Linked DNA regions of Mus musculus: region 2 is linked to region 1. Evidence: chromatin loops called from intact Hi-C (ENCODE). Cell type or tissue: heart. All regions are shown on one strand. Links, peaks and the distances in the headings refer to the core of each region. The heading gives the core; the rest is flanking DNA. Region 1 holds the start of Tsen2 (tRNA splicing endonuclease subunit 2). Region 2 holds the start of Mkrn2 (makorin, ring finger protein, 2).

The links. Peaks named below come from ENCODE experiments on the same cell type or tissue, not always from the same donor. Only the 100,000 strongest peaks of a DNase experiment are listed, where the experiment ranks them.
Region 2: a loop joins it to region 1, with 2.2 times the contacts of the local background. A loop is called at or near these places in 3 of 42 quality-filtered maps.

What each region holds. Positions count from the first base shown.
Region 1 is chr6:115,538,749-115,554,054 of GRCm38, forward strand. Tsen2 (tRNA splicing endonuclease subunit 2) reads left to right here and starts at 5,943. Exons shown (of 12, transcript NM_199033.2): 1 at 5,943-5,980; 2 at 9,074-9,282; 3 at 11,165-11,246; 4 at 15,243-15,279. The coding sequence starts at 9,094. It overlaps Gm36355 (a long non-coding RNA gene), which reads right to left and starts at 5,899. Exons shown (of 7, transcript XR_869382.3): 1 at 5,594-5,899; 2 at 5,369-5,493; 3 at 299-436. In heart, for the core only: CTCF peaks have their summits at 5,980 and 7,718 (motif pointing right); DNase peaks (open chromatin) are centred at 5,903 and 7,714; H3K4me3 peaks cover 1,645 bases; H3K27ac peaks cover 1,086 bases.
Region 2 is chr6:115,601,174-115,616,479 of GRCm38, forward strand. It overlaps Mkrn2 (makorin, ring finger protein, 2), which reads left to right and starts at 765. Exons shown (of 8, transcript NM_023290.3): 1 at 765-840; 2 at 8,408-8,536; 3 at 9,346-9,527; 4 at 10,462-10,766; 5 at 12,154-12,368; 6 at 13,402-13,512. The coding sequence starts at 815. In heart, for the core only: a CTCF peak has its summit at 8,143 (motif pointing right); no DNase peak of the experiment used is centred there.

The sequences.
Region 1 (15,306 bases), core at 4,000-11,999:
AGGCCCAGCAAACCTCGAGGGCTCGCTGCTCGCCCCTCACCACGTGGCCCCAAGTTAATGCGGAACCCTTGTTTATAGGTGAAACAGGAGTGGCCCCCACCCCGGAAAAGTGGTCGAGTGGTCATAGGGCGTCTAGCAACACGGGCCTCTCCTTTTCTGTGGTTCAACAGATTCTCCCTCAAAACTGAGGAAGGCTTGTTCTGCCAGCAGGATGAAGCTGGATCGCATCCTGGGTCGGGTAGATTTGGTGTTTCCGCAGCTCTAGTTGAAGATGGTGCCCATCAGCACAAGGCTTCACCTGGAGTGGTTGAAATTTGCTGAAATGCCGCCATCTCGTGGTTGAGATGCAACACTGCAGGGTCCGGCCTCTCAGGAAAACAATGGTGCGACAGGGTCTGCCCAGCCCTGCTCAGAAATGCGGCCGGCTCCCCATTGTCTGCGGGGTAAAGTCCGAAAGCCAAGCCTGGAATTCAAGCTCCTCCACAATCCGCCCCACCTTGCCTATCCGGCCTTATCTCGACTCCGACCTCCTGCCCCGGCCAGGTCCAGCTCCTCCCTGAACCTCCAAGCTGAGTCCAGCCTCTCACTGTGGCCAGCCCTGTGCTCCAGACAACCATCAGGCCCCCAGCTTCTAAGCCAGCTCTTCTAGGAAGCCTTCCTAGTCCATCAAGGGCCCCACCGCCATCACCTGCCCTCCCACCAACTCTTAACAGAGTCGTGGTTTTTTTTTTTTTTTTTGGTTTTTTTTTTTTTCCAACACTGCATGCTTGTTGTTTGGGTGTTTGAGCTAAGCCCTAGAGTCCCATGAGGCCGTTGAGGCTGGGAGTCCATGGAGCCTGCTCTGGTCCCAGCTACCCGAAACAGAGACAGAGGTGATAGCACCCAACTCACAGGCGTGCTATGACAACCACACAATGGCCATAGTAGAGGTGAGCAGGATGGCTAGATAAAACACAGGGCATCATCTAGTTGACCTCGAACTTCAGCCTTGAAAACTGTCGAATCTATACACCAAATTTCATGCCTATAATCCCAATACTTGGGAGATGAAGATCCGAGTTCAAGGTTATTCTGTGCTACATGCAGAGTTTGAAGCCAGCAACATCAGACGGTTTCTGAATGGGAAGAAAGGAAGAAACTGAAGGAAGGGAGAGAGAGAGAGGCAGGGAGGGAGGAAGACAAGGTTATAACTGCTCCTAAGTATGGTGGAGGAGTAAGTTTATTATAGATATAAGGGAGAGATAGCCAGAGGCAGAGACATCTGGGAGAGTCCAAAGTGGTCATGACCTGAACCATATGGGGAGAGGGGGGAGGGAAAAGGAGAGACAGGAACCAAGTACAACAGCCAGGAGGCCAAAGGCCCAAAAGGAGAGGCAGGTAACCAAAATATCTGGGTTACATAGGGAAGAGTCTCTGGGAAAAGGGCAGCCCTAGCCCAGCCCCTGGGCTGGAGAGTTCAGGGTAGAGGGCAGGGGCATAGCAGCCATATCCTGTAACAGGTAGGGACTAAGGGATGCTGGAAGAACCTGGTGGCCAGGTCTACTTTGATATGTTAAATAGGCACCTCAGCCTATTGTCCCAAATTTGAAACTTAACAGTTAACAGTTTCAAACCCCTTCCCCTTCCCCCACCCTCACCCCCAACAAAAAGTACGTGGGAGGGGGGGGCAACTTTTTAAAAAAATATATTTTAAAAAATTATGTGTTGGTTCTGTTCATGACTCACATTAAGATTCGGTGTCCCCAGACAGTTGGGACACCTTTAATCCCAGCACTCAGGAGGCTGAAGCAGGTAGATCTCTGAGTTTGAAGCCAGCCTGGTCTACAGAGTTAAGTTCCAGGACAGGAAGAGCTACACAGAAAAACCCTTATCTGGAAAAACAAAACAAAAAACAAACAAACAAAAGATTTGATGTCCATTTCCTGCTGTGTTTACTATGTAGTAGACAAATGTCCTTTATACTGATAGAAATGTTTGCTTGTTTTAGTCTATCAAAAATAGTTTACACCTTTAATCCCAGCATTCGGGAGGTGGGGGCAGCTGGATCTTGATTCCAGACAGCCTGGTCTACAAAGCGAGTTCCAGAACATCCAAGGCTACACACAGAAACCCTGTCTCAAGAGATAGAGAGTTAGATAGGAAGATGGACGGATGGATGGATGGATAGATAGATTATTGATAGACTGACAGATATCTAAGATTCCATAAATCTCCCTACCTCCACTAAAAAATAAATAAATAACTTTTGTTTATGCAGAACGTTCCCCTACACACATTCCCAGAACTTGATGGCCTGAAGCTCCAATCCCTTTTCTTCATTGTCTTTGCTTTGTATTCTTTTAAAACTAACCAATATCCCAAGTCTGTGAGATCAGCCCCCAGCCAATGGAGAAGAGGCAGAGGCAGCGCCTGCTGTAAAGTCCCTGCCCCCCACCCCCTTCACCCCCTCAGTCCCCCAACCCCGAGTGCTTGCTGGCTGGTTTGGGTCTTGGTCGCCCTTTTTGCACTGCCCAGCTTCCTTCCCTTCAGTCATGTGTTCCCTGCGTTGACACCTAGATTAATTGTTTTCTTTTTCTTTTTTTTTTAAGATTTATTTATTTATTTTATGTATATGAGTAAACTGTAGCTGTACAGATGGTTGTGAGCCATCATGTGGTTGCTGGGAATTGAACTCAGGACCTATGCTCGTTCTGGTCCCGCTCGCTCCGGCCCAAAGATTTGTTTATTTATTATATGTAAGTACACTGTAGCTGTCTTCAGACACCCCAGAAGAGGGCGTCAGATCTCATTACAGATGGCTGTGAGCCACCATGTGGTTGCTGGGATTTGAGCTCAGGACCGTCAGAAGAGCAGTCAGTGCTCTTAACTACTGAGCCATCTCTCCAGCTCCTTTCTGTTTGTTTTTAACACTACTCTGGAATTCTGAGATTGTGTGTGTGTGTGTGTGTGTCCTCAACATGAGGCCTCACTTTTGCAATCCCTCGCAGATTTGCAGAGTCAGCCATGCGCACACTCCCTCAGAAGCCCACCTTCTAGTTCCAGCTCTCAGAACAACAAACAAAAGCATGCTTTCTGGGTTAGTGAATGCCAAGATTTCTACACTCTTGTGGGTTTTTACTTGTGATTTTGGTGTTTCAAATGCCCCTAGGCAGAGTGCTGAAGTGATGCAGTGTTGCTCAGCCAGGAAATGTGATTTACTGGAGGAAATACGGCTCAGATAAGCCCCTGGCACACACCAGTTACTGCAATGTGGGCTGTGAGGTCAATGTTAATGAATGAACGGCAGATAATACAGAGTCTGGCTTTAAATAGAGCCACCACTGTGAAACAAGGTTATATTGACCACAGGATGAAAAGGCTGTGATCAAAGGCTCCCAGAAGCCACCCCAGTGTTCTTCTGGGAAGAACAGGTCAATATTTGCTAACTTTATAGGATACGCATGACTACCAGAAATAGAATCAACTACACAGTTGATACAAGTATATGTGTCTGTGTTACACGTATATAATACACTAAGAGATTTATACTAGGATATCATGAGTGAGATCTTACATGCTGTTTAAGGTTCTTGTTTTATTTATTTTTAAATTGATTTATTTTATGTTTATGACTGTTTTTGCCAGGCTGAAGAGATGATTCAGCAGTTAAAAGCACTGATTGCTCTTCCTAGAGGTCCTGAGTTGAATTCCCAGCAATCACACTGTGGCTCACAAGCATCTGTAATGGGACCTGATGCCCTCTTCTGGTGTGTCTGACGACAGCTACAATGCACGCATATACAAAAGAAAAAAAAAAAAAAGTGTGCCAGCACATGACTGTTTTGCCTACACATGTCTGTGCTTAGCGCCAAAAAGGGACATCAGATCCCCTGGAACTGAAATTACAGATGGTTGTGAGCCACAAAGTAGGTTCTGCAAATTGAGCACAGGTTCTCTGGTAAAGTGCCCAGTGCTCTTTAACCCCTTACCCCTGAGCCACCTCTATAGCCCCTCTCATAGGTGGTGGTTTTTTATTTGGTTGGTTGGTTGGTTTTTTTCTTGCTTGGTTGGTTTTTTTGTTTCTGTTTTTGTTCTTTTGAGACAGGGTTTCTCTGTGTAGCCCTGGCTGTTCTGGAACTCACTCTGTAGACTAGGCTGGCCTCGAACTCAGAAATCCGCCTGCCTCTGCCTGGGATTAAAGGCGTGTGAGAACAAGGCTCTGCTTCATGATGTTCTTTTAAGAGATAAGCAAGGGTCTTAGTATACTGCCCAGCCTTGAACTCCCAGCCTCAAAAGATGCTAGCTTCTCAGCTACCATAGTAACTGTGACTATAAATACATACCACCATGTGTGGGTAGGAATTATCTTCAAATAGTCCAATAAGGAGGTTGAGATATGAAGAATATGAAAGAAACAAGATAGCAAAAGTTGGAAATGTGAGAAACATTTTTATGTTTTGTTTTGTTTTGTTTTTATGGACCCCAGGACCTCTGCATGATAGGCAATTGCTCTACAACTAATTCACACCCCAACCTAGGGAAGGGGAGGGTGGGGAGGAAGAAAGGGAGGAAGGGAAGGAAGGAGGGAGGAAGGGGAGGCGGATTTCACTATATAGTCTAGGCTGATCTGGAACTTGCTATGTAGACCAGACTGGTCTTCGATTCATAGAGATCTGGCTGCTTCTTACCAAATGCTAGGATTAAAGGCACTCACCACCACACCTGACAGAAACTTTACCTGCCTGTCTGCATTCTTTGTTTTACATTTTGTTGTTATCTTTTGTGTATTCTTAAACAGTTTCATACAGTGTATCTTGACTACAGCCACCCCCAGCTCTCCCCTCCCATCCCTCTACTTGCCCACACATCCCTTCATCCCTTCCTATCTTCATTCCCTTTGCCCTTTATCTTTTTGGTCATCCATCAAATACAGTCAGTACTGCCGGCTAGAAGGTTAACTGATCTTTCAGGCTTGATCTTGACCACGCCTTATGTAGGTACCCAAGTCTGCTGTGAGTCCGTGAATGCCTTGGGCTCTGTCATGTTCAGAAGACAGCACTCTCCCATCCTCTGGCTCTTGCCTCCTTTCTGCATCACCCTCCTTTTCCATGTTTCCTCAGCCTCGGGCAGGCAAGGGTTAATATAGATACCCCATTTAAAGCTGAGCTCTCAGCAGTCACTTGCCAGCATTTTGACCAGTACTGAGCCTGTGTAGTCACCACAGCCCTCTGCAGAGAGGAGCTTCTCTGGCCAGGGGCGAAGGTAACACTAAGCTGTGGGTATAACCAAAAAAATTGGAAGTAGCTGGGCCTCTTCATTTAACAAGATACTAGTCAGTTTCTCCTCAGGGCCTTTGACTTCCTGAGACTTTAGATCAGGTTTACAATACCAGGCATGAGTTCCCTCCGTCGAACAGCCTCAGAGTCAATCAGTAATGTGGGTTTGCCTCTGTAACCTTCGCACCATTATTGCTCCAGTGGGCACATCTTCCCTGGTAGCATTCAGGGTTCACTGCTGAAAAAAATCTCATATCACACTGAGGTCAAGGGCAGCCTTTTGGGGCAGGTTGCTTCATATCTCATCTCTAAAAAATGGACCTTGTGTTAGAACTTACAGGCAGTGAGCACTGGCAATGCAAAGGCAGGTGTCCCTCCATGAGTTCAAGGCCAATCTGGGCTACAAAGTGAGTTCCAGGCAAACCAAGGCTATACAGTGAGACCTATGTAATCTCAAAAGGAAAACAAACAAACAAACAAACAAACCTTGGGGGTTGCTGTGAGAATTAAGGCGGGATATATTACCCCTTAGCCTTCCTCATTAGACTTAGCCGGGGGATGGGGCGGAATGTATCGTCAGCGGTACAGTGCGCAGGCGTGCTGTGCTAGGACACAGCCAGTCCCTTTTGCGGCTGCGTGCAACTGGTTTTGCGGCCGCACTGCTTGACGGCTGCAGCGCCGCCCCCCGGTTGCCGGGTAACGGTGGGCGCGCGTGGCGGCGAAAGGTAAGACTGAGTAGTCCTGTTTCTCGCGTTCTGTGTCCAGCGTGCGAGCGACTTCAGGCGGGAGCGGGGTGGGAGCTGTGGCTGTCACTCAAGCGCGCATGGGCACAGCGTCCCGAGGGCTGCGGAGCGCTTCGCTCTCGCTGACAGATGCCATCTGCCCCAGCCCCAAGCTGGTCTGCCTTGGCCCTCAGCCCTGCACCTCGGCCCAGGAGCTGTGCAGTGGGGGACACAGATGAAAGTGTGTTTGCAAATGATGAGGAGCCCACGAGGGGCTGAGGATGGGACTCGGTTGGCAGCCTGTTGTCTACTCCTAGCACCGCATCCAACCAAGCTGCTGCCCGCCTGTAATCCCAACTTCCAGAGATGGAAGCGAGAGCATCAAGCTGGTTTTAAGTTTCCTCAGCTACATATCACGTTTGGAGCCAGCCTGGGCTACGTGTGGCCTCATCTCAAAATAATAAATAAATAAATAAATAAATAAATAAATAAATAAATAAAATACATGCTAAGAGACCATGAGTAAGTTTGCCATAAGAGAGGCTTCTTTGACCCCTGATCCAAGAGTGTTGGAAAGTGATATGGACCCACCTTTTACTGTATGCTTTGTGCTTGGATTGACGGTAGAAGCATATAGAGCGGGGTTGGGCTGACCATTGGGTGTCATGGTTCGTGCTTTTAGCTGTAGTACATGGGAGGCTGGGGCAGAAAGATCATAGTTTAAAGCTAGCCAAAGCTGCATAACAAGGCCACGTGTCAGCAAAACCGAAATTTTTAAATGAATATTAGGCTAGCAGATTAAGAGAAGAATGAAGGACAGGCCTTGCTTTTGATGGACAGAAATATGCTTTGTGGTGCTCTGGTGACAGGCATGAGCAGGTTTCTCCTTAACAGTCTTTGCAGATACATTCACACACACACACACACACACACACACACACACACACACACGCTGCAAGCCATTCTTCTCACTTGTACAATGGGAATAAGAATGTGGCTGGGCAGCCGGGCGATAGTGGTGCACGCCTTTAATCCCAGCACTTGGGAGGCAGAGGCAGGCGGATTTCTGAGTTTGAGGCCAGCCTGGTCTACAGAGTGAGTTCCAGGACAGCCAGGGCTACACAGAAAAACCCTGTCTCGAAAAAACAAAAAAGCAAACAAACAAAAAAAAGAATGTGGCTGGGCTGGGACTGTGGCTCCTTTGATAGAGAGTTTTCTTTGAATGATCCAGGCCCTGAGTTCAATTCCCAGCACTAGGAAAAGAAGCAACTAAAAGCCTTTATATCCAGTCCTCCAGACCACCGTCCTGGTCTGGTCTACCCTATACATATGTACCTGGCTGTATGTATCTGCTTTATGACATGTAACGTTCGAGTACTTTGTTCCCCAGGGAGCCAGAAGAGGCTTTCTGATCCCCTGCAGCTAGAGTTGCAGGTGGGCATAAGCCACCATGTGCATGCTGGGAATTGAACCTGGGTCTTTCTTCTGGATGAGTACCTACCAAGCCTCTCTCCATCCCCGTGCGTGGTTATCTTTGACACGCACTTGTCCATTGTTCTAACTTCCTTGGTCCATCTTTCCTTCTGTCTTTATTGACATTCCTGGCTTCATGAGAAGTTTCGTGAACACCTTGGCCAGGGCTTGATGTTTCTGTTATGACCACCGCCACCACGACTGTCATTTTGCAGGTGTTTGCCTGCCTGTGTGTCTTGTCTGTGCTTATCATGCATGCAGTACCCACAGAGGCCAAAAGAGGGCATTGGATCCTTGGGACTGGAGTTACTGATGGGCATGAACTACCCTGTGGATGCGGAGGGTGGAACCTGAATCCTCTAAAAGAGCAGGCAGTGCTCCTGCCACATCGTTTCCTCTTTAATGGTCATGACACCCACCTCCTCAGTAAGCTCCCAGTTTAAGTCATGTGTAGACCTGACCCTAGACAGCTGCAGGTTCAAATCCCCCACCGGCCTGGTGAAGCGTCTGTCAGTTGGAATGTACACACTTGCATGGGCTGTGACTCAGCAATGCTCGGTGCTGGTAGCCGGCCCCAGCTCCGTGTCACATCCAACTCACTTTTGTGTGTATTCCACACTGGTTTTGTCTCCTTGGGTCAGAATAAGTAAGACCCAGAATAAAGAGGTCTTCACATCAGCTTCCTTGGATCCTTCTAGGTAAGTCTCTACCTGGTTGGTAGCTGTGTGGCATCTCACTCAGACCTAGACCACAGTAAACAGATGCAAACCTGTGTCTGAGCAGGAGCCACAGAGAGGGCCTGGGCTCTGGTTCCCACAGCCCTGATGTTAATCCAGTGATGTCATTCACAGGGCCCTTACGGGCCTCACTGACCTGAGTGTTGCCTTGACTGTAAAATGGCATTGCTGGCGCTCACTTCATAACCAGCATCATCAGAGTCTGGGTGATGCCACTCTGCCAGGCCCTGTCCTCTGTGAACCATGGCTGTGAGGAGCTGGGTTTCTACCCCTTTATAGATGAGCTAAAGCCCAGTGTCGGTGGGACTTTTACCAAAGGTTTTCCAGCTAAGATGCAGCAGCTTCCTGATGGTGGTGTGTACACTGCGGTAGCCAGCACACAGGGTAGAATACAGCACGGACAGCCTGGCTTCAGTCCCTGCACACACCCACTGGCGTTTCGTAGGACATAACTGGCCCCTAAATGACAGTGACTCTGCTATGATTCGTGGATTTCCTTCTCCCTGCCCCACACCCCCCCCCCCCCCGAGACAGGGTTTCTCTGTGTAGCCCTGGCTGTCCTGGAGCTCACTTTGTAGACCAGGCTGACCTCGAACTCAGAAATCCATCTGCCTCTGCCTCCTGAGTGCAGGGATTAAAGGTGTGCACCACCACGCCTGGCTCAAAGACAGGAATTCTTAAGGCCTTGGTGTTACCAGCTTCAGTTAAGGTGATGGCACTGGCTTCTTAGAGGTCTTAGCATCTGAGATACCCCCGTGACTGATGTCCTTATTACATGGTGTCTTCTAGTTCATTGTTTCCCCCAGAGACCAGGTCAACCTGGTTCTGATTGTGCTGGCTCTGATGGTCCGTTTTTACTGACTGGTTCCTCTCCTTTGTTCTCTAGAGACCTGTTATCCTTGAAGAATGGCAGAGGCAGTCTTCCGTGCTCCTAAGAGGAAAAGAAGAGTCTATGAGAGTTACGAGTCACCACTGCCCATCCCCTTTGGTCAGGACCAAGGTCCCAGGAAGGAATTCCGAATATTCCAGGCTGAAATGATTAGCAACAATGTGGTGGTGAGGGGCACAGAGGACATGGAGCAGCTGTATGGGAAGGTAAGCCCAGGCCGTTCTGGTTCCTTCCTGGGGACACCCCAAGCAGCCACCTCCTCTTCCAGGTTCCTCCCAGAACCAACTATAAGCAGCAGCTCTGAAACTTCAACTGTAAGCCTGAGAGCTAGACATGCCCAACCACAAACCAAAAACACAGGGTGAAGCGCTGTATAGTAAAGACAGAGAAGTAATTTACAGAAAGATAATGAGTAAAGACTTGACAGTCATCCCTACTGACTCCTGTCCCTTCCCAGAGGTCACTACACAGTGGCATGGGACCCATGAGCCAGGGCCTGTGGAAAGTTCCCCAACATCTCTGCTCTCTCTCTCTCCTTGCTGGCATTTGTTAGACAGGACAACAGATGAGACCCACTCTCCATCTCGTTTTTATTGCTAGGACACTTTAAAAGCCAGCCTGATAGAGAGATGACTCAGCAGTTAAGAGCAGTGACTGCTTTTCCAGATCTGATCCCAGCCCCAATATGGCAGCTCACAGTTATCTGTAATTCTAGTTCCAGATGATTCAATACCCTCTTCTGGCCTCTGAAGGCACCAGGCATATATGGTATACAGATAGACATACATGCAGGCAAACACCCATACACATAAATTAAATATGACTGGTCTTAAAAAGTAATTGATTTTTTTTTTACCTAAACTGATTGAGATGTAGTTTATAGCCATGATGTTCACTCCTTATAAGCATACCTTTAATTCAGTGACATTATAAATTAATGGAGCAGTGTTCTGTCATCAGAATCCAGTGTTAGGGTTTGCTAGTTTGGTTTGGTGCTGGGGTTTGCACTGAGGATCATGTGTTCCACCTCTGAACTGTACCTGCCATCCCCACTGCCATCCCCACCTATGACAGTGAATCCTGCTCCTGCTCCCAGCTCAGGACTATGACAGGCATTCTGCCTCGCTTCTACCTTCTCTAGAGAGTTTACAGTAATGTCAGGGGCCTCAGCCTCGGGGTCCCTGGGGACCTGGTGCATTAAGGCCTCATTGGGTCCTATGTGCCTACAGTTCCCTGCTGAGGCCTTTGTTTGTGACTAAGGTAAAATGAGGCTTTACACATACTGAATAAGTTTTATTCATCTTATTACTATTTGATTTTTTTTCTGTTTATTTATAATCAAAACCAGGAAGATTATGTATTTCGGGGAAAACAGCAGGAGAGAGAGGGACACTTCCTCTCCAGAGTACAGAAGAATCCAAGAATACCTATGTCTGCAGTGGGTATAGCTCTCACTCCCAGGTACACTGTGTTCCTGGGCCACATGTGAGAAAAAGCTGCCCCTGCCTGTCCTAATGCCTTCAGGGATGCCAGACACAGGCCAGGGTAATTTGTCATGAGAAAGACGAGCTGGTGCTGAAAGCTGGAGGGCTGCAGAGATGGATCCGTGGGCAGAGTACACAAGGTCCTAAGTTCAGACCCCAGCCCTATGGGAAATAGTCAACACTGATGGCATGCAGATGTGCACACGTGCACCTGCACACCCACATGTGCATACTGCACCTGCACACCCACATGTTCACACGTGCACCTGCACACCCACATGTACACACGTGCACCTGCACACCCACATGTACACACGTGCACCTGCACACCCACATGTGCACACGTGCACCTGCACACCCACATGTGCACACGTGCACCTGCACACCCAAATGTGCACACTGCACCTGCACACCCACATGTGCACACGTGCACCTGCACACCCACATGTTCACACTCGCACATGAACACCTACACACACTATACGCACTGCAGAGGTGGGGGTGTGATCACTAGGAAATCGGGGAGACGTGAGGCTGTTGAGTAGTGTACCCCACTGCAGCTGGAGCCTAACCACTGAGCAGCGCCCGTGTCTCTTCTTGAAAGGGTTACTTTGGAAAGGGGATTCTTTCCAGAAGCCGTCCAAACTTCACAATCGCCAACCCCACGCTGGCTGCCAGATGGAAAGGTAAGCCGTGTCGCTCTCATTTGGTGCTTACGAGTCCTGGGGACATGGTAAGTTCTGAAAGAGAGGCAACACTGACAATGAAGAGCAGAGCAGCTACAAGAATTTGCATCAAAACAGCTACTTGTTCTGTTTAGCTTGACTTTTTTTTTTTTTTTTTTTGACTGTCTCACTACTTAGCCCAGGCTGGCCTTGAACTCAGAGTCTCCCATCTGCCAGCAGATCAGGCAAAAGGATCTTTTCTAGTTCTTGGAAATGCGTTGCACCTTCCTTCTGGAATGGTTAGAAGCCTTTACACATATAGGGCCTTGATTCCAATCCTTTGCCCCTCAAAGACAGGAAAACTATTAATCAAGCTTTTTGTTACACTTTGCCTGGTAGGATGCTGTGTGTAGGAACTTCTCCCTGCCTGTGCTGCTGTCAAAAGGAGCTCGTTGGTTCAGAGGTAGAATTTACAATAACCATGGCATTGTTAAACCGATTTATTAACATGGGCCTGGTGGTGGGCAACTTGGTGGATAAAAGTGCTTATCACCAATCCTTATGACCTGAGTTAGATCTCCCAGATGAACTGTGTTAAGAGTTTGTATGTGTGTGAAATATACATATATTTATATATACATATATTGTTATATATTTATAGATGAAGGGGTTTGTTCATATATATATATTTATATGATTTATTAGAGTGGCTTACAGGCTGTGGTCCAGTAGTCCAACAGTGGCTGTCCGTCTCCTTATAGGAAGTCCAAGAATCCAATAGTCCTTCAGTCCACAATACTGGATGTCTTAGCTGGTCTTTAGCAACCTTGGAACCCTGAGGAAGTAGGCTCTAACGCCAGTGAAGGAATGCCACAGCAGCGGGGTAGATGAACTGGAAAGTGAGGGCAAGCAGGCAAAAAGCGAAAGCTTCCTTCTTCTGGGTCCTTTTTATGTGGGCTGCCATCAAAAGGAATGGCCCAGATTTAGAGTGGGTCTTCCTACCTCAAATGACCCAATCAAGAAAAACTTCTTACACCTGCATCCAACTACTTGCCTTTTTTTAGTTAATTTCAGATGTAGTCAAATTATCACAGACCCATATGGTGGAAAGAGAGAACTGATTTCTGAGCTGTCCTTTGACCTCCACGCGTGCGCGCGCGTGCGTGTGTGTGTGTGTGTGTGTGTGTGCACACACAAAAAAATAAATAAGTAGAATTTAAGATTTAAAAGTAAGCTGGGCTGTGGTGGTGCACACCTTTAATCCTAGCACTTGGGAGGCAGAGGCAGGTGGATTTCTGAGTTCGAGGCCAGCCTGGTCTACAAAAGGGCTCTGCAGAGAAACCCTGTCTCAAAAAAAAAAACAAAACAAAACCTTTCTTCCTCAAATTATTTGAATTGAATCAGGAATCCTATAAAAATCATTAATTCATCTAAATAGCATTAATTCATGACAGTTCATCTTGATGTTGATCTGCAGGAAATCTGCTCAATAGGGTGGGCTAATGGCCAGGGATTGTTATATTAATTGAATAATGACAGGAAAGCCATATCAGCTGCAAGAAGCGATCCTGAGATGAAGTCTCTTTGCCTTGCCATCGAGCTCACCCATCACAGAGCATGTAAAACCAGTGGGCTACCTCCAGGAAGGCTGCCTGCTAGCCTTGGCCTTAGAAATGCAGAAAGCAGGATGGGGTTGTGGCTTCACTGTGATGATATTAAATGAGAGCATAAAGCTGTGAGCTGTGGGTAAACCAAAATGGAAGCCTAAGAAAGATGCATTTTGGGGGCTAAAGAGATGGCTCAGCCTTTGGGAGTACTGGCTACTCTTGCATAGGACCCAGGTTCAGTTCTTAGCACCCACATGGCAGCTCACAGCCATCCATTACATCCCTGGGGAGCCAATTCCTTTTTCTGACCTCCGCATGCATGTGGTGCACAGACATATATGCAGGCAAAGCACTGAAACACATTTTTTTTTTAATGTTTCTTTTTTAAAAGGCAATCCATGGTGTTTTTGAAGATGAAAGGATTTGAGGAGGTAGATTTAGGCCTGACTTAAAAATTACACAAGTGTACACGGATGGAAGCCATGTTACCTCTTGATGTTACAGATTTTGTGTTTTTGTGTACCAGTTAAAAAGAAAGAATAAAGCCAAACTTGGTTGTGCAGTTCTGATATCCTACTATTTAGGAGGCCGAGAGGAAGCTTGTGAACTCAAGGCAGCCTGGGCTAGCTGCAAATGGACATCAATCAATCAATCAATACTGAAAGTAAAAACCAGGCATGATGAAGAACACTGAAATCGTAGCAGTGTAGATTAGAAGTACTGAAATAGGAAGATTGCTGTGAGTTTGGGGCTAGCCTACTACATAGCCAGACCCTGTCTTAAAAAGGAAGAAAAAAAAAAAAGAATGTTGTAGGATTTGTCTAGTATGTGGCCAGCCTGGGTTCTGACCCAGCACACAGCAAGAGCTATGGGTGGGGCCCAAAAGGGGGGTCAGGCTTTGCAGATCTGCCTTAGAGGCTCACCAATGATAAAGTGTAAGTATTTCAAAGTAATCCTTCTTTTGTAGAAATACTGCATCCAACTGGAATGATGGCTCAGCCATTAAGAGCACTTACTGGGTTTGCCCAAGACTTGAGTTTGGCTCCCCAATCACAACCCTCTGAACTCCAGTACACACATACACACACTTACCCACACATGCATGCACACATACATACACGTGCATGCTCATACACTCACAGAGATAAACACCCGTACACTCTCTCACACACATACACACACACACACACACACACAAATAAAACTTTAAAGTCCTAAAGATAGTCACAGCAATGCACACCTTTAATTCCAGCACTCTAGAGGCAGAGGCAGGCAGAAGTCTGTGAGTTCAAGGCTAGCCTGATCTATATAGCAAGTTCCAGGCCAGTCAGGGCTACATAATGTGACCCTGTCTCAAGATAAATAAATATTTTTTAATCAATTGGCTAGGTCTATCCAGTTGGTTATATAACGACCCTGGCAGTAGCTGTCTTGAGGAATAGTCACCTACTATTTAGCCTTCAAGAGAGAGACTTGTCCATTGTCTCCTGTCACAATGCCTCTGCTTTATAAACCACCCCAGAATCCATCTCAGCAGACTCGTTGCCTCCTCCTAGGCATCAAACTGAGGAGCCTTGAGTCAAACCTCCTTAGCGTGCAGGTGAGGCTTGTCTCAGTCAGTGTTCTGTTCATGGGAAGAGTTGGGGCTGGCTTACAGGTTCAGAGGTTCAATCCATTATCATCATGGTAGGACGCATGTTGCAGGCAGACATGGTGCTGGAGGGACAGCTGAGAGTTCTACATGCAGATCCACAGACAGCAGGAAGACAGAAAGAGACTGGGCTTTTTGAAACCTCAAAGCCTGTCCCCAGTGTCACACTTCCTCCAACAAGGCCACACCTACTAATCCTTTCAAATAGTGCCACTCCTTAGTGACCAAGTAAGTGTTCCAATAGGAGCTTGTGGGGTGGGGGGCATTCTTATTCAAACCACCACAAGGCTGAATTTGGGAGAGGAGACAATTTATCCTAAAGGCAGAATGAAGAGCAGGAGTAAAAGCTAGACCATTGAGTGACTTGGAAAACACTTTAGAAGAAAGGCCTTATCCTACTTGACACCCAGAGGTAGAGCTGAAGCCCCCAACTCCGTACCCTAAACCATACCACCATCAAGGGTCTCTCCAGCCACAGAGGGGAAATGAAAGCTAAGCTTACACACAGGCCCCAAGCATCCCACTTATGAACTGACCTCTTGCATATCTGTGCTTCTGAGCTGGGGCTAAGGCTCTGAGGATCCACCTGAGCCAGCAAGAGGTTGTGGTTGCACGGAAGGACAGTGGTCAGAAGCTGGCTGTGGCCAGTAGACAGTTAGCTGTGTGATCTTGAAATTATCTGTCTTTTTAGGGTTTTAGTGGGTTTTGTTCCCTCTAAGGAAGTCTGTCTGGAACTAATAGAACGTCTTTCTGTTCCAGGTGTGCAGACAGACATGCCTATAATCACCTCAGAGAAGTAAGTGAGGGCTGCCTGGGCTTCGGT
Region 2 (15,306 bases), core at 4,513-12,512, 63 kb after region 1:
ATACTGCTTCAGTGTCTGCCTCCAGATTCCTGCCTTGAGTTATGTACGTATGTATGTATGTATGCATGTATGTATGTATGTATGTATGTACACAAAAAGATCAGTACGGGGAGAGGATATTTGGTGTGGATATAATCAAATACATTGTACACATGTATGAAATTATCCAAAAATAAATAAATAAATAAAAATTCTTACTAGAGGATGGCTCAGTGGTTAGGAGCACTGGCTGTTTAGTTGGGGACCAGGGTTCAGTTCCCAGCACCGACATGGTAACTCACAATCGTCTGCAACTCCAGTTTCAGGTGATCTAACTCCCTCTTCTGGCTTGCACCAGCACTGCATTCCACTTGGTGTACAGCCACACATGCAGGCAAAAACACTCATATCATAAAATAAAGATAAATAGTAAAATTACTTTTATCATCATTAACATCATCAATCATCATCATCATCATCTTAAAAGACTGCCTTGAGAGATGGGGGCCGAACCCTAGAAGTAAGGGCCTCGCAGATGATTGGTAAATTCAGTATACTAGACATGCTCAGACCCTTAGCCTCAGAAAGTTGGGATCCGGACTACTAAGGAGTAGGGACCTTCCGGCTCCAGGCCCTGGCGGAACCCATTGTGATGGTGGTTAGGTTTCCGGGCGGCACCTTAGAAGTAGCGCACGAACGAGGGTGGCGCGCGCAGGAGTGACGCGACTCCGCGGGGGGCGGGGCGGGGCGGGGAAGGGCGGGGCGGGGCCGGGCTGGGCCACGGCGCTGGCGGCTCTGAGGTTTCAGTGCGACTCCAGCCCGTGGCCCCGCCGCCATGAGCACCAAGCAGGTCACCTGCAGGTGAGTGCGCGGCCCCTCTGGGCCTTGGGCGCTGCGGGGCAGCCAGGGAGGGAGGCGAGGGGCCGAGGCGGGCGGTGGCGGGGGGCGGACAGCGCGGATAACGCGCAGGAAGGCCGCATAGAGGCTAGAGCGGCAAGAGCTGCTGCAACCGCGACTTGCAGAGAGTGAGCGAGGGCGATTGCGGGGAAACACGGGCAGGTCGCATTTCTTATCCAGCATCACCACTGAGCCTCCGAAGAGTCCCATTTCGAGATGCAGGAAACCGAGGCCACCAGAGGTAAAGCGACACCCATTTAGGAACAGAAAGGCGGCTTGTTAGACGAAGTGGAAAGCAGAAAACTATTCCGTGACTACTATTTTGAAACAAAAATAGTTGGGTTGAGTAGCAACGTACTAACTTGGTGACGAGCTTGTGGCTGTCATTGGGGTCTAGTCCTGTGAGTTTGCATGCTCAGGAGGTGCAGCTTGGGAAGTAAGGCTTGTGAGAATCCCGACTGTGGAAACCCAAATTTCAAAAGGCTCCAAAATCCAATACTCTTAAGATACCTAAATAGAAGGCGGGCGGTGGTGGCGCACGCCTTTAATCCCAGCACTGGGAGGCAGAGGCAGGTGGATCTCAGTTAGTTGAAGCCAGCCTGGTCTATAGAGGGAGTCCAGGACAGCAAAGGCTACACAGAGAACTTTTTCAGGGTATGTGTATAAGCATATGTGAAATGATGAATTCTGTGTTTAGACTCTTGTACTATCCCCAAGACCTTATGTACATGAAAATACTGTAAAGTACAAAAAAAATTAAAGACTCTCCTGAGCCCAAGCTTTTTGGATTAAAGGAGCCTCGGCTTATACAGACTTTAGTTGGTTTCAGTAAATTAAGAAATTGAGATGTAGTTTGGATATGTGGTAAGCATTTAATGACCTTGTTATTTCTCATTAGTGCAGACTCCTAGAACTAATACCTTTATGAAGAGTTCTGTTCGACTTAAGATATTAAGGGTTGAACCATGTACCAAGGTCCCAGGTGGTTTATGTTAAGTAGTAATCAGAAAACTGCAGTTTGTGTATGTCTGTGTGTGTCTGTGTGTATGCATATGCTAGTTTTGTGTTAACTTGACAAAGTTGACATGAGACATCATCATTTGGGAAGAGGGAACCTCTTGGTTGATAACTGATGTGGGAGGACCCAGCTCACTGTGGGTGGTGCCACCTCTGGGCTAGTGGTCCTGGGTGCAGTAAGAAAGGCTGAGCAAGCCAAGAGGGTCAAGCCAGTCAACAGCACTCTCCTTGCTTCTGCATTAGCTCCTGCCTGGAGTCCTGCACTGGCCTCCCATAGTGATGGAGTAAGACACTTAAGTAGAAGATACCTACAAGTCTAAGCTCTCCTCCCAAAGTCGCTTTAGGTCCTGGTGATTTATCACAGCAATGGGAACTTTTCGGCAGTCCTGTAACAGTGCTTGCAGGTCATCGCTACTAGAACGTCTCTGTTGAGGATGAGTGAATGGGTACTTACTCCCTTCCGTCTGCAGGAGGACGTGTTCCTACCACAGTGGCCTTTAAAGCAGACTCAAGCTACTTAGAAAATAACCTCTAAAACTCTGCTTGTTTACAGTTTTGTTGTTTGAGACAGAGTCTCTCTGTGTATATCCTGAAACTCTCTATATGTATCAGGCTGGCCTTGAACTCAGATCTGCCTACCTCTCCTTCCCATGCAAGAATTAATTGCCACCACACCTAGATGGTTTTGTTTTTTTGTTTTGTTTTTTGTTTTTGTTTTTGAGACAGGGTTTCTCTGTATAGCCCTGGCTGTCCTGGAACTCACTCTGTAGACCAGGCTGGCCTCGAACTCAGAAATCCGCCTGCCTCTGCCTCCCGAGTGCTGGGATTAAAGGCGTGCACCACCACTGCCCGACTCCTAGATGCTTTTTAGTTCTACCACTTAAAGGCTTTCCTAAGACACGTGTCTACAAAACCTTCATGTAATGCTTAAGCCCGGCCATTTTGATTCTCCCCCTTTGTACCCGGAGATAGTTTTAGCTCTGTCTCACAAATAAGAGAACCCAAGATGTGGTGCAGGTAAGAGTTGGAATGCTGGGGCTAGATGGGTTGACTAGTGTTTGTGGTCTTCTTTCTGCTGCCTTGTCAAGTCATAGAATGTGTAGTGCTGTATAGTGCTATACCTGGATGAAGCATGTAACGAAGGAAGGCTGTATTTTGACTCTCAGTTTGCAGGTACAGCCCATGACAGAGGGGAAGGCATGGTGGCAGGAGCTTGTTGTAGCTGACCTCATACACTCAGACAGCAAAGAGTGCTGGTGCCGAGGTCACCCTTCCCTTTTTATTCAGTCTTGGGCCCCAGCCTAAGGATCGACACCTCCACACTCAGGATGGGTCTTCCCACCTCTCCCTCACAGTTGTGACAGGAGATTTGTCTCCTCAGTGATCTGCAGTCAGTAGCATCCATCACAACCTTGAGATCTGTCAACTCTATGAACATCTTCCACAGTGAAACGACCTTGGTATTGTCAGGTTTTCCCCAGGGTTAGCGTCAGAGTGACACAGGTGTGAAGCCAGCATTGAGTCTTAGACCCCGGGCTCAACTGCAGGACATTTCAGAGTTTTCACATGTTCTCATTCTCACAAAAATGTATGAAAAGGAGGTTTCCTTATAAAAGGGTATGAAGGACGGGACTGGAGAGTTAAGGATGCTGACTACTTCTGCAGAGAGACCAGGTTCAATTCTACCATTGGTATAGTGGCTCATAGCCATGTGTAACTCCAGTTCTAGGGGATCTGACAGGGTTCTGCCCCTTCAGGCATCACACGTGTACACAGTGCAAAGACATAGCCACAGGTAACACATAGACACACACATTTTTGTTTTTTAAAGGTTGTTTTTTTTTTTTTAAGCTGTGAAGGAGTCAGGCCCTGCTAAATACAAAGTATTTAAGTGGGAAAATTGCAATATCAGTAGGTTTGTGTTTGTGGTGAGATAGTATGATTTCTCATTTCATTCACAAAAGCCTTGTCCCTGACAGTGAAAACTTAATAGAAAATGCTCAAGGACTGATTTCTTTGTGGGTTTAGGGCCCAGTTTCTTAAACTGTGACTCTTTTTTTGTTTTGTTTTGTTTTTCAAGACAGGGTTTCTCTGTGTAACCCTGGCTGTCCTGGAACTCACTCTGTAGACCAGGCTGGCCTCGAACTCAGAGATCCGTCTATCTCTGCCTCCCAAGTGCTGGGATTAAAGGCGTGCACCACCATTGCCCAGCATAAACTGTGAGTCTTAATTCCATGTATGTTGAGATCACAAAATATTTTGAGGTGATAAAAGATTTCTTTAAAACATAATGTTTATGGCCAGGTGGTGGTGGTATACACCTTTGATTCCAGCACTCAGGAGGCAGAAGCAGGTGGAACTCTGAGTTAAAGGCCAGCCTGGCCTAGAAATCTCGTTCCAGAATCCAAGGCTAAATGGAGAAACCCTTGAGTCTTGAGGGGCATTTCTCAAGGAATGACCAAGCCTGGTGTGGTGGTGTGCCTGTGCTCTCAGCCACTTGAATCTGAGGCAGGGGAGTCAATAGAATCAGTTAAGTCCAGGAGTTCAGGGTCAGCTGGGACGATATATGAAAAAACTTTTTGAGTCAGAAAATAAAAAGAATTGCCCAATTGTTTAGATATGGAATATCTTCTTGTCTGGAGGAGTCCCAGCACCAACTACATTCACACCTGGAGACTGGCTAGATAGATTCATGATGTTTAGCATACAGCTAGACTGCAGGCCAAGGCTGTTACACTAGCTGTTACAGCAGTACACAGCCAGGTAAGGGAGAACAGGAGTCCAGAGAGTGGTCCCTTCTGTCCCTTCTGTGGAGAAGCACACAGCACTTTCCTCACCTGAGGTATCAGGTGGGGTACAGTATGGGGCAGCTTCTGCCTGTGACCCACCTTCCAGACTCAAGAGGAAACGGCTTTTATATGAACCACAATGGTACAACTGAGGCACTGTGAGCTGTTTTTACCTTTAGAGAAACTGACTATACCATCAGCTTCTAGAAGCCAGAGGATGTTCTTAGGCCAGCTCAGAGGCCTTGGACTTGCTGTGGTGACTTCTTTCCATGGTCTTACTTGCTCTCTCCACCCCTATCCCTATCTGCTGAGAAGCAAGCTCAAGGCCTCTGTACGCTGTGGGCTCTCCCTGAGGTTCATCGTCAACACTCCCTCTAGCCTCCTAGCAAGCTACAAACCATGTCAGGCTTGGAAAGTGTCTCCTGGGACACGTGGGTGACTCTCCAGAAGTTCAGAACTTTCCATTTCCCATCTTGATGGTGAGACTCAGGGGAAGGAAGTTGATAGGTGGGCCTGGCCAGCTCTTCTGCTTTCATGGGTGTGCAAGGCAAAGATGCAGGCTTGCTCCATAAGCTAAGCAGGAGGTGGGCATCTTCAGCAGCCTGCCCACTCTGTCATGAATGTCATGGACACTGTACTCTGTCTGGTCTACTTGCTGTCGTGGAAAAGGCCAGGTGCTGGACTGTCTGTGCTTGGCTTTTGCCTTGCTGGTTTAACCACAGGGCCAGCTCTCCAAGGAGCAGGGCCTTGCTTTTGCCAACAGTGTCAATGTGGATGTGCTCAGTGATCCAGTCTTTGAGTTTTGGGACTGAGAGGAAGAAGAGGCAGGTAGGTTCTAAGGAGTCATCTTGTGTAGCTTGGACAGGGCAAGTTGTAGGTCATGGCTCTCTGGAATCAGCTGGTGAGTCAGCTCATTCATGGCCACTGTTAACCCTTTATGTGATCTCATTTCATATGTGCCTCACATTGTATTTGTTCAATGGAATGTGAGGAGGCTCTACCCAAAAGCCTACTTTCACAGTGTTCTTTACCATAAAGGAGCAGGGCAAGATAAACTAGGCAGGCCAGTAGCAACACAGTTGGCTGGCTCAGGGTCCAGTCTGCTGGTCCACTTTGCCTGATGAGGGAAATTTTATTCCTGTGTGTGTGTGTGTGTGTGTGTGTGTGTGTGTGTTCCTTTTTTCTACAAGTTGTTGTATGTAGCTAGTCTGGCATTTAGCTTATGGCAATTCTCTGGCTTAAGCATCTCAAGTGCCTGCTGCGTTCTTAAATAAGTTTAAAAATATTCGTTCCAATAAAGCTGTACTAGAAAAGCATTTCTGAGCCTTTTGTAAAGGGACTGTTTTACCTTCTCCTGCAGGCCCCCTCTCCCTGCAGCGTGTCCCTGCAGTGTGTCCCTGCAGTGTGTGCCTGCAGGCTGACTGTACCACAGTAGGGAATGTTCTGCAGTCTCCAGAAATCCCAGCCTAAGCGTGTGCCTTTCAGCTTCCCGGGCACCTCATTTTGAGCCAGCAGTGTTACAGCTGCTGACCAGGTGACCTGGTGAGCTCTGGTAGTGTGATTCCAGTCAAGGCTCCCAGCAGGCCTGCCCCTGCCTCACCCCACACAGAGCTACCTTCCAATCTCCACTTAACATGAGCTTGAGAACTCTGCCCTCCCTCAGCTGTGTCTGTGTCTCCTGTCTCTCTGCTTCCCCACCCTTCAGCCTTCACTCGGAAGATTTCATCAGTGTGACTAACGCCACTTGTCCTGTCCTTTATAGGCCTTAGTAAGAGCTGCACTCAGGGGAGCCTGAATAAAGCTGTGCTGAGCGGAGCAGTTCACACTGCACCCACTCATTTAAAAGTGATGTCAGCCTTCTGTTACTACAAAGGCAGTTATATAATATGTTCACAGTAGAAACACTGGGAAGGGCAGGTACTGTAAAAAGAAAAATGTCAAATGCCTGGGTTCCGGCAGCCTGTGGTCAGCATCAACAGCTTTGAGAGCTTTTGCCCTTTGCATATTTATTGAGCTTAGCCCTGTCTACTTCCACCCTCTTCTCCCTCTCCCATTGCCCCTTATCCTAGACAATTAAATACTTGGGTGGATCACCACTCTTAGCTCACTAGTTTATGTTTATGATATTTTTAACCAAAATGAGATCCTGTATATGGCTTTAAAAAAAAAAAAAGAATGTTGTGTGTACTAGTTAGTTTGTTGTCAATACAAGCGAAGAGTTGTATGGGAAGAGAAGTGTTGAGAATGCTTCCACCAGCTTAACCTGAAGGCAAGCCTGTTATTGCTTTTTCTTGACTAGTAATTGGTGTGGGAGGGAGAATCCAGCTCACTGGGCTGAGCAAACCAGTCAGCAGCATCTCTGCCTTGCGTTCCCTCAGTAATGGACTGCGACCTGGGAATTGAAAGCTGAAATAGACCCTTTCTAACTCACAGTGCTCTGGTCCTGGTGTTCATCATAAGAGTAGAAACCCAGGAGGATACTGGATAATGTGATAATTTAGTCATATAAGCAATCCCTGGAGCTCTACATGTTAGACAAATATGCTGAACCCCACAGTCTTCCCCCTTAACTGCCAACAGTCGCTCTGCTTTCTGCTTCTGTGAATTTAACTATTCAAAGTACCTTACATGAATCTGTTGGCACAATGTCCTTAAGGCTCATTCATGTCATGAGTTGGAAATGTTTTCCTTTTTAAGGCTGAATAATATCCCATATGTACATACATTTCATGAGGTTTGTGCACTTTTTCCTTTTCTTTTTCTTTTTTTTTTTTCCTTTGTTTTGTTTTTTGAGACAAAGGCTCACTGTGTATCCCTGGCTGGCCTTGGTTTTTTGTTTGTTTATTTGTTTTTTAAGTCTAGGTGTCATGTGCAGGCTAGCTTCAGATTTGTTATGCATCTAAGGATGACCTTGAATTTCTGATCCTTCTGGCTCTTACCTCCTAGTGCTTGAATTATAGGCATGCATTGCCACATCTGCTTTATTCTGTGCTAGGAGTAGGACTCATGGCTTAGCACATGCTAGGCAAGCACCCTACCGATAGAGCTAAATCCCCAGTCTCCTAAGAGTGCTAGGATTTCAGGTAAATGCCACCATGCCCAGCATCACTCGTGACTTCCAATGCCACTGTCTTCTTTGGGGATCAGTACAGCAGCATTGTGAGGCAGTATGTGTTGTCTTCATGGACAGGTGAAACGGCAAGGAAAAGGAAGAGGGCTTTGGGGACTTGGCTGAGCCTGGGACTTTCTCAGTCATTTTTTTTTAACAACTCCAGGAGAATGGGGAGGCGGGTTTTCTTTCCTGACATGTTTTTCCAGTTATAAAACTGATATCTTACATATTCAACATAAAGCAAGAGCTTCTCCATAGAAGGGTTTGAAAAGCATTTTATGTGTATGAATGTATGTATGTCTTGCATGTATGTCTTTGCACCACATGCACGCAGTGATTAAAGAGGCCAGAAGAGGGCATCAGATCCCCCTGAGCCTGGAGTTGAAGATGGTGGTTAGCTGTGGTATAGAGGCTGGAAATAGAGTCTGGGTCCTTTGCAAAAGCAGCAAGTGCTCTTAACCCCTCAAGATAGAAACTTTTGAGGTAATTTTTCTACAAAGCTGATCTTAGGTCTTACAAAATCATGGAAAATGAGTGCACTGTGGGCGCTTGGTGTGTAGTGCTCGTGAGTCCTCCAAGGCATAACTCATCTCTCCTGTACTTGGCTTCTCAGGTATTTTATGCATGGCGTATGTCGCGAAGGCAGCCAGTGCCTGTTCTCACATGACTTGGCGAACAGCAAGCCGTCCACCATCTGCAAATACTACCAGAAGGGCTACTGCGCCTATGGTGCACGCTGCAGGCAAGGCTGCCACGACTGTGGTTACTGGAGCTGTTTGGTTTTTGTTGACAGGGTTTTATGCCGCCTAGGCTGACTTCAAACTTTATATGTAGCCAAGGCTGGCTTTAAATTCTGGTCTCCTGCCCCCATCTCCAATGGTGGAAATACAGCTGTATGCCATATGCCTACCTGATCATGGGCCTTAATATGGGGAGATTTTAACTTAAAATTGTATTTAGAATATTAATAATTTGTGTCTGACCTTTAAACCCTGTATAGAACACCCTAGACTTTCCCACTGCTACAAGACAATACCCTCACTGGTTTTGTGTGTCACACGGTGATATGCCATTGGTTTGAAAGCCATTTCTGGTTCATGCTCAGGTGACTTCTGGCGTGGATGCTATGCCATTCATGCACACAGAGCTCTGTTGCTCCAGGCTAGAACAGTGTGAGGTACTCCATGTTTTGGTGAGCAGAGCCCATCTGGTCCTCACTGTCTGGCAGAGTGATAGAGTTTGAGTGGGTCACCTGTTCATGCACCCCCCCCCCCCCAATCAGTGTGTCCTGAGGATTCCTACCAAAGGGCCTGTCATGGTAGCACGGGTGTCAAGGGCTTTCCTTGGCAGTAGATGGGTCTCTGTCAGTCCTACTGGGATACAGGTGTGGGTATAGGTAACAGGACACATGGCCCCAATAGCCTCTTTCAGTTGAGAGTACAGAAACAGGTCCTCAGTGAGTTCAGCTGTTGGTGGCTGGGGGTGCAGGGGAGGGGAGGGTGCAGGTGTTAGGGCCTGCATGGCCATGACACATTGTTATGTTTTGTTCAGATATGATCATACAAAGCCCCCAGCTGCAGCAGGTGGAGCTGTGGGTCCTGCACCCAACCCTTCGCCCTCCTCAGGCCTGCATAGTCCTCACCCTTCTCCTGACATTGCCACATCTGTTATGAGGACACATTCGAATGAACCTGGAAAACGGGAGAAGAAGACGCTGGTGCTCAGAGACCGCAGTGAGTGAAGTGCAGCTTTTGCTGCCTCTGGGTGTGCTGCTCTCGGGCTCTCAGGCCTCCTTCTCACGACACTCCTGACACTCCAGGAGTCTAGAGTTGATCTGAAAACAGGCTGCAGAGCTTCAGAGGTGGCTCTCCACAGCTTGGCTGAGCTCCACTTTGAGCCCAGCAAAGCATCAGAGGAGTCTTTTGTCCCATGAAGTTGCCTCTTCATAGGAGTCACCGACTATTCACTTCTAGCTGGGTGTTTTAATGGTGGGCATGTGTCACTTTCTTGTTTGGTGCTGTGTCCTGGTAGTGACTACTTTGGGGGTTTCAAGAGCATCTTCAGACATAGCACAAGGATGAGGTCTGGGCCCATAACAGGTTTGAGAGAAAAAAAGGCATCAAATGGAAAAGGCTTTTGAGCTGCTGGGCCTCGCTGGGAAGTTTCCTAGTTCTTGGGGTTATTCCCCTCGGAATAGGCACATTCTACTCCTAGCAAACACATCATCAGCTTGATGCAGTGGGTCATCTCTGACAATGTCAGCCGTGTGTGACAGGGCAAAATCCCACTGACTTCAGGTCTCAGGATTTTTGCATTTACAAAGGAGCCCCTGTGTTCTGTTCATCTTGTTGGTTCCTTCATGTTTTGAGGTGGTTTTAGCATTAAGTGGTCTGTATGTTGCCATCTGGTATTCTGTATAAAAAGACTACATTTTCTTTTGCTGTTCACGAATGTTCTACTGCCTGGGCCACCCTCTAGCCTCTGTACTGTTGTTGCTCTTGGGCCTGCTTTTCACTAGCTATTCCTAGTGTGGGCTATTAGTTGATAGGACAGGTTGAGCATGTGTGTGTGTGTGTGTGTGTGTGTGTGTGTGTGTGTGTGTGTGTGTGTGTGTGTGTGTGTATTTTGTGTTGAGATCTCACTTGTATGTGTGTGTTTTGTGTTGAGATCTCACTGGTCTGGCTGAAGATAAGACTCCTCCAAGCAAAGTGAATAATCCAGGTGGCTGCAGTGACCCTCAGACCAGCCCAGAGATGAAGCCCCATTCCTACCTAGATGCCATCAGGACTGGCCTGGATGACTTGGAGGCCAGCAGCTCCTACAGCAATGAGCCGCAGTTGTGCCCCTATGCTGCCGCTGGGGAGTGTCGCTTTGGAGATGCCTGTGTCTACCTGCATGGGGACATGTGTGAGATCTGCAGGCTTCAAGTCCTCCACCCCTTTGACCCAGAACAAAGGAAAGCTCACGAGAAGGTAACTTAAAAACCTTGGCATGAAATCATTTGAAGAAGCCTGAATGAACCACAGGACGGAGTCATTCAGGAGTCTCACAGACATCTTTCTGCCAGAAATTCCTGTGTTACGTTCCTGGCTTGTTTTTATTCTGTTTTTAAGTTCTTTTTCTGTTGCCATTTTTGATTATTGAGAACAAAAAAGAATAAGAAGTATTAGAAATGCAAAGTTCAGGGCTGGAAAGATGGCTCACCAGTTAAGAGCACTTGTTGAGCCTGGCAGTGGTGGCACACATCTTTGATCCCAGCACTCAGGAGGTAGAGGCAGGTGGATATCTGAGTTCAAGGCCAGCCTGGTCTACAGAGTGAGTTTCAGGGCAACCAGGACTACACAGAGAAGCCCTGTCTCAAACCAAAAAACAAAACAAACAAAAACCAAAGAAACAACAAAAAAATAGCTGTTTTGTGCAGCGTCCTATAACTCCAGCCCCAGAGCCCAGCATCCTCTTCCTACTTCTATAAGAACCTCATTTATGTGTGAGCATGCCACACACACACACAGCCCTCTTACACACATCTTTCTTCCCTAGGTTTACTTGTCTCTGTAGTTAGGATACAGCAGTCAATGTTTTGGAAACTTTGAAAACCCTTTATTATGGACTTTCCTTAATATTATTACCTATCAATCTATCTAATTATAACTAAGTGTGTGTGTGTGTGTGTGTGTGTGTGTGTGTGTGTGTGTGTGTGTGTGTGTGTGTGTGTGTGTGTGTGCGCGCGCGCAGGTGAGTACCTGTAGAGGTGAGAAGAGAATGTAGAAACCTTGGCCTAGCATTACAGGCAGTTGATGAGGGTGCTGAGACCAAAACTCAAGTCCTTAGAAGAGCAACAGGAGCTCTTAACTGTCCACCATTCCTCTAGCCCTTTTATCATGGACTCTTAAGAGCCAAGTCCTGGAAGGTGATGAATATCCCTGGTTTCTGGGTGCACATTATCCACACGCAGAGCACTGTGCTGTGCACTCGACTCAGCAGGGCCTGGATCTCCTCATCTGCCTGCTTTTATTTGAGTTCACTCAGCTCGGTGTTTCCTGTATTGATGTGGCATGGGATAGGCATGACATTCAGAAAAGCCAAAGCCCTGTGACCCGCTGTGTATGAATGCTACAACCTCCATAGTAATCTCAGTGTCCAGAAATCCATAGCTGGTAAGCTGGAGGTGACCATATCTTACTATGGAATTTAGAACAAGGACAAGGTGGCTTGAGGTCCACTTTGTGGTCAGATCTGTGTGTCCTGAATCCAGGGACTATACACACAGCTTCTAGTAGCTTCTGTGACTCTGTGGCTGAGCAACTCCTGGGATCTTGGCCAAAGAGAACCTAAGACTTCCCTTCCTGTCATTCTCAGATGTGTATGTCGACATTTGAACATGAGATGGAAAAGGCGTTTGCCTTCCAGGCGAGCCAGGACAAAGTGTGCAGCATCTGCATGGAGGTGATCCTGGAGAAAGCATCTGCTTCTGAAAGGAGGTTTGGCATTCTCTCCAACTGCAGCCACACCTACTGCCTGTCCTGCATCCGTCAATGGAGATGTGCCAAGCAGTTTGAAAACCCAATCATAAAGTGAGTGCAACTGGGCTTCTCTGCTACCCTCTGGAGCCCAGGCCCCCAGCTGTGTGAGCCTGTACAGATCGTCCTGTGCCATCTGCCTGTCTTAGTGACCAGCCTCTGTGATCTCTACATACTGGGAACTCATCATCAGGTGGTGTTGCTGGGTTCTGTTTTGCAGTCCTTATGGACAGTTGTCATGTCTACCTTAGGCTAGCTGCCTTGTAACCTTTGGTTCTTCAGGTGTTTTCACCTTAATAAAGGAGCTGAGGATCCCTTGGAGAAAGGCTCCTATGCACTTCCCACTCCCTTGTGCACATTGTTGGGGAACTTGCCTATGTGCAGCAGTTTCATAGAGAAAAGAGTACAGTTCTGTGGCATCCAGTGCTTTGCAGAGTTGCTCAGCTGACATGCAGTCTAGTTTTAGAAACTTCACTGTCCCCTAAGCCTGCACTGCCACCCACCCACCCTTGTCTTCTGTCATGCAGTCTCCAGCCAAGCTCTTTCTCTACAGAAACCTTACTCTGCTTGTCCTCATGCACACCCTTTTCCCTCAGCAAATGTTCCAGGGCCACCCCTGATGAGCATGCTCAGCAATTACTGCCTTTGTTCTCTGAGAACAGCTTGTACCTGTTCAACAGCTAGTGGGCACTCAGACACAAGACTAGACCCCAGCAATGGTCACAGTTGCTTGGCCTCTAACCAAACAGCAACACATTGTTCCCCCAAAGTGCTCACACCATCTCTCTCTTACCTGCAGATCCAGCTTCTTGTACTTGGCTTTATTTCTAATCTGAACTGTCATCTTGCCTTCCATAGTCACTGAAGATGATGAGCATCGTTTTGTGTGTTTATTGACTGTCCTGGGTGAATACTCAGGAGTCTGTTTCTTACTGAGTTGAACCTGTTCTGCAGCAGGAGCTGCTCTTAGACGGTGGTAGTTGTGTCTTTGGCCATGTGTTTGAGCAACGATGTTTGGAGTGGTGTGTGCAGAGGATTCATGACGTGTTTCTCCCTTCCTGACCTATTGGTTTTGTTGTCTTTTCAGGTCTTGTCCAGAGTGCCGTGTGATATCAGAGTTTGTAATTCCAAGTGTGTATTGGGTAGAAGATCAGAATAAAAAGAATGAATTAATTGAAGCTTTCAAACAGGGAATGGGGTAAGTGTCTTGATTTCATAAGGGGAAATACCTTATGAAATCATACCTACCTGGCTGGGTATGATTTGAGCCTCTATCACCTTCAGGTTTCCCAAGAGTATGGACCTGGTAGATGGATCTCAGAGCTTCTTGCTCCCGCCAGGCATTTTTCCTGGGCTTTGGGCTACAGAGCTCAGTGAGGCCTTGAGGAAGTAGATGAGTTCTAAGATGAGCCCTATGCCTACGTGCCAAGGTTGTCTTGCCATCTCTGATTGCCCATGCATTTAACAAGTACTACTGAGGATCTGCCGTCTCACAACCTGTCCATTGCAAGGCCCAAAGAAGCTGACAGTGTCAGCCTCAAAACAGCTCACACTTAGGAAAGTAACAACCAGTAAAGTGAATAAGGCAAAGAGCCTGCCTCAGATGAGGTGGAAGATGAGAACCAACCCCCAGATGCTTGTCATGACACTCTGTTGACTTGTCTGGCCTCAACTTGCTGCCCAGTCACCCTCATGCTGCTGGGATTACAGGCATGCACAACCACACCTGGCATCTTTTTTTTTTTTTTTAAGATTTATTTATTTATTTATTTTATGTATGTGAGTATACTGTAACTATACAGATGGTTGTGAGCCTTCATGTGGTTGTTGGGAATTGAATTTTTGGGATCTCTGCTCACTCCAGTCAACTCCGTTCACTCAATCTCTGCTTGCTCTGGCCCAAAGATTTATTTATTATTATTATTATACATAAGTACACAGTAGCTGACTTCAGACGTACCAGGAGAGGGCGTCAGATCTCATTATGGGTGGTTATGAGCCACCATGTTTCCTGAGATTTGAACTCAGGACCTTCAGAAGAGCAGTCAGTGCTCTTGCCCACTGAGCCATCTCTCCAACCCCTGGCATCTTTTTAAAAGAACTATTTTTGTAGGAATTTTCCACAGACTATCCCACTGTCTTCTCTGTGTTCTCTGTCATCACCATCATTTGTATTGGGAATAATACATGTGTTGTATTTACATTATTACAAAACCCTCAAGGCAACATCAGATTTGCCATTTAAATTTTTTTCCTTTTATGTCATTGTTTTTATTGAGACAAGATCTCACTGTGTAGTGCTGGCTGGCCTGGAACTTGCTACATAGACTAGGCTGGCCTACAAGTCAAAAGATCCACCTGTCTGTGTCACCCAAGTACTGGAGTAAAAGGCCTGCATGACCATGCCTGGCTAAAATACACTTATTTATTTGTTTTTTTAAAGTGCACCCCTCTCCAATTATTTATTTTGGAAGTTCTTATATTTATCTAGATTCTGTGGCTTGATATTTACACATTTTTTTCTCCTGTCATGTGATTATGTTCACCCACGAGAGGGCAGATGCTGCCAGACAGAGCTGGTTGGGCTTAGAAAGGTGCTGTGCTGAAGTTTGACATTGTTTCACTGCTGTTGATGTTGCCTGGCTGTGCATCCCTCTGGTGGATGTTCTTGGGCAGTCTCCAGACACAGGGTTTGTGCCAGGCACCACCAGGGAAAGGAGAAATGAGTGAGATCATCTCCCATCAAAGGGTGATGGAACAGTATGGTGGCAGATTTCATCAGTAACCCAAGCTAGAACTGACTAAGCACTTGAGTACACCTTGGATGCGAGAAGGAAGTTGTATGGCGCTCTGTACCTGTCCTGTGGGCTAGACAGCAGCACTGTGGTCCTTTGAAGAGGTTGGAGACTTACTAGTGGGATGGGAGGATGTCAAGGAAGGCATGACTAGCAGACAGGCAGCCATGCATACTACCCTGCTAATGGGACAGTGG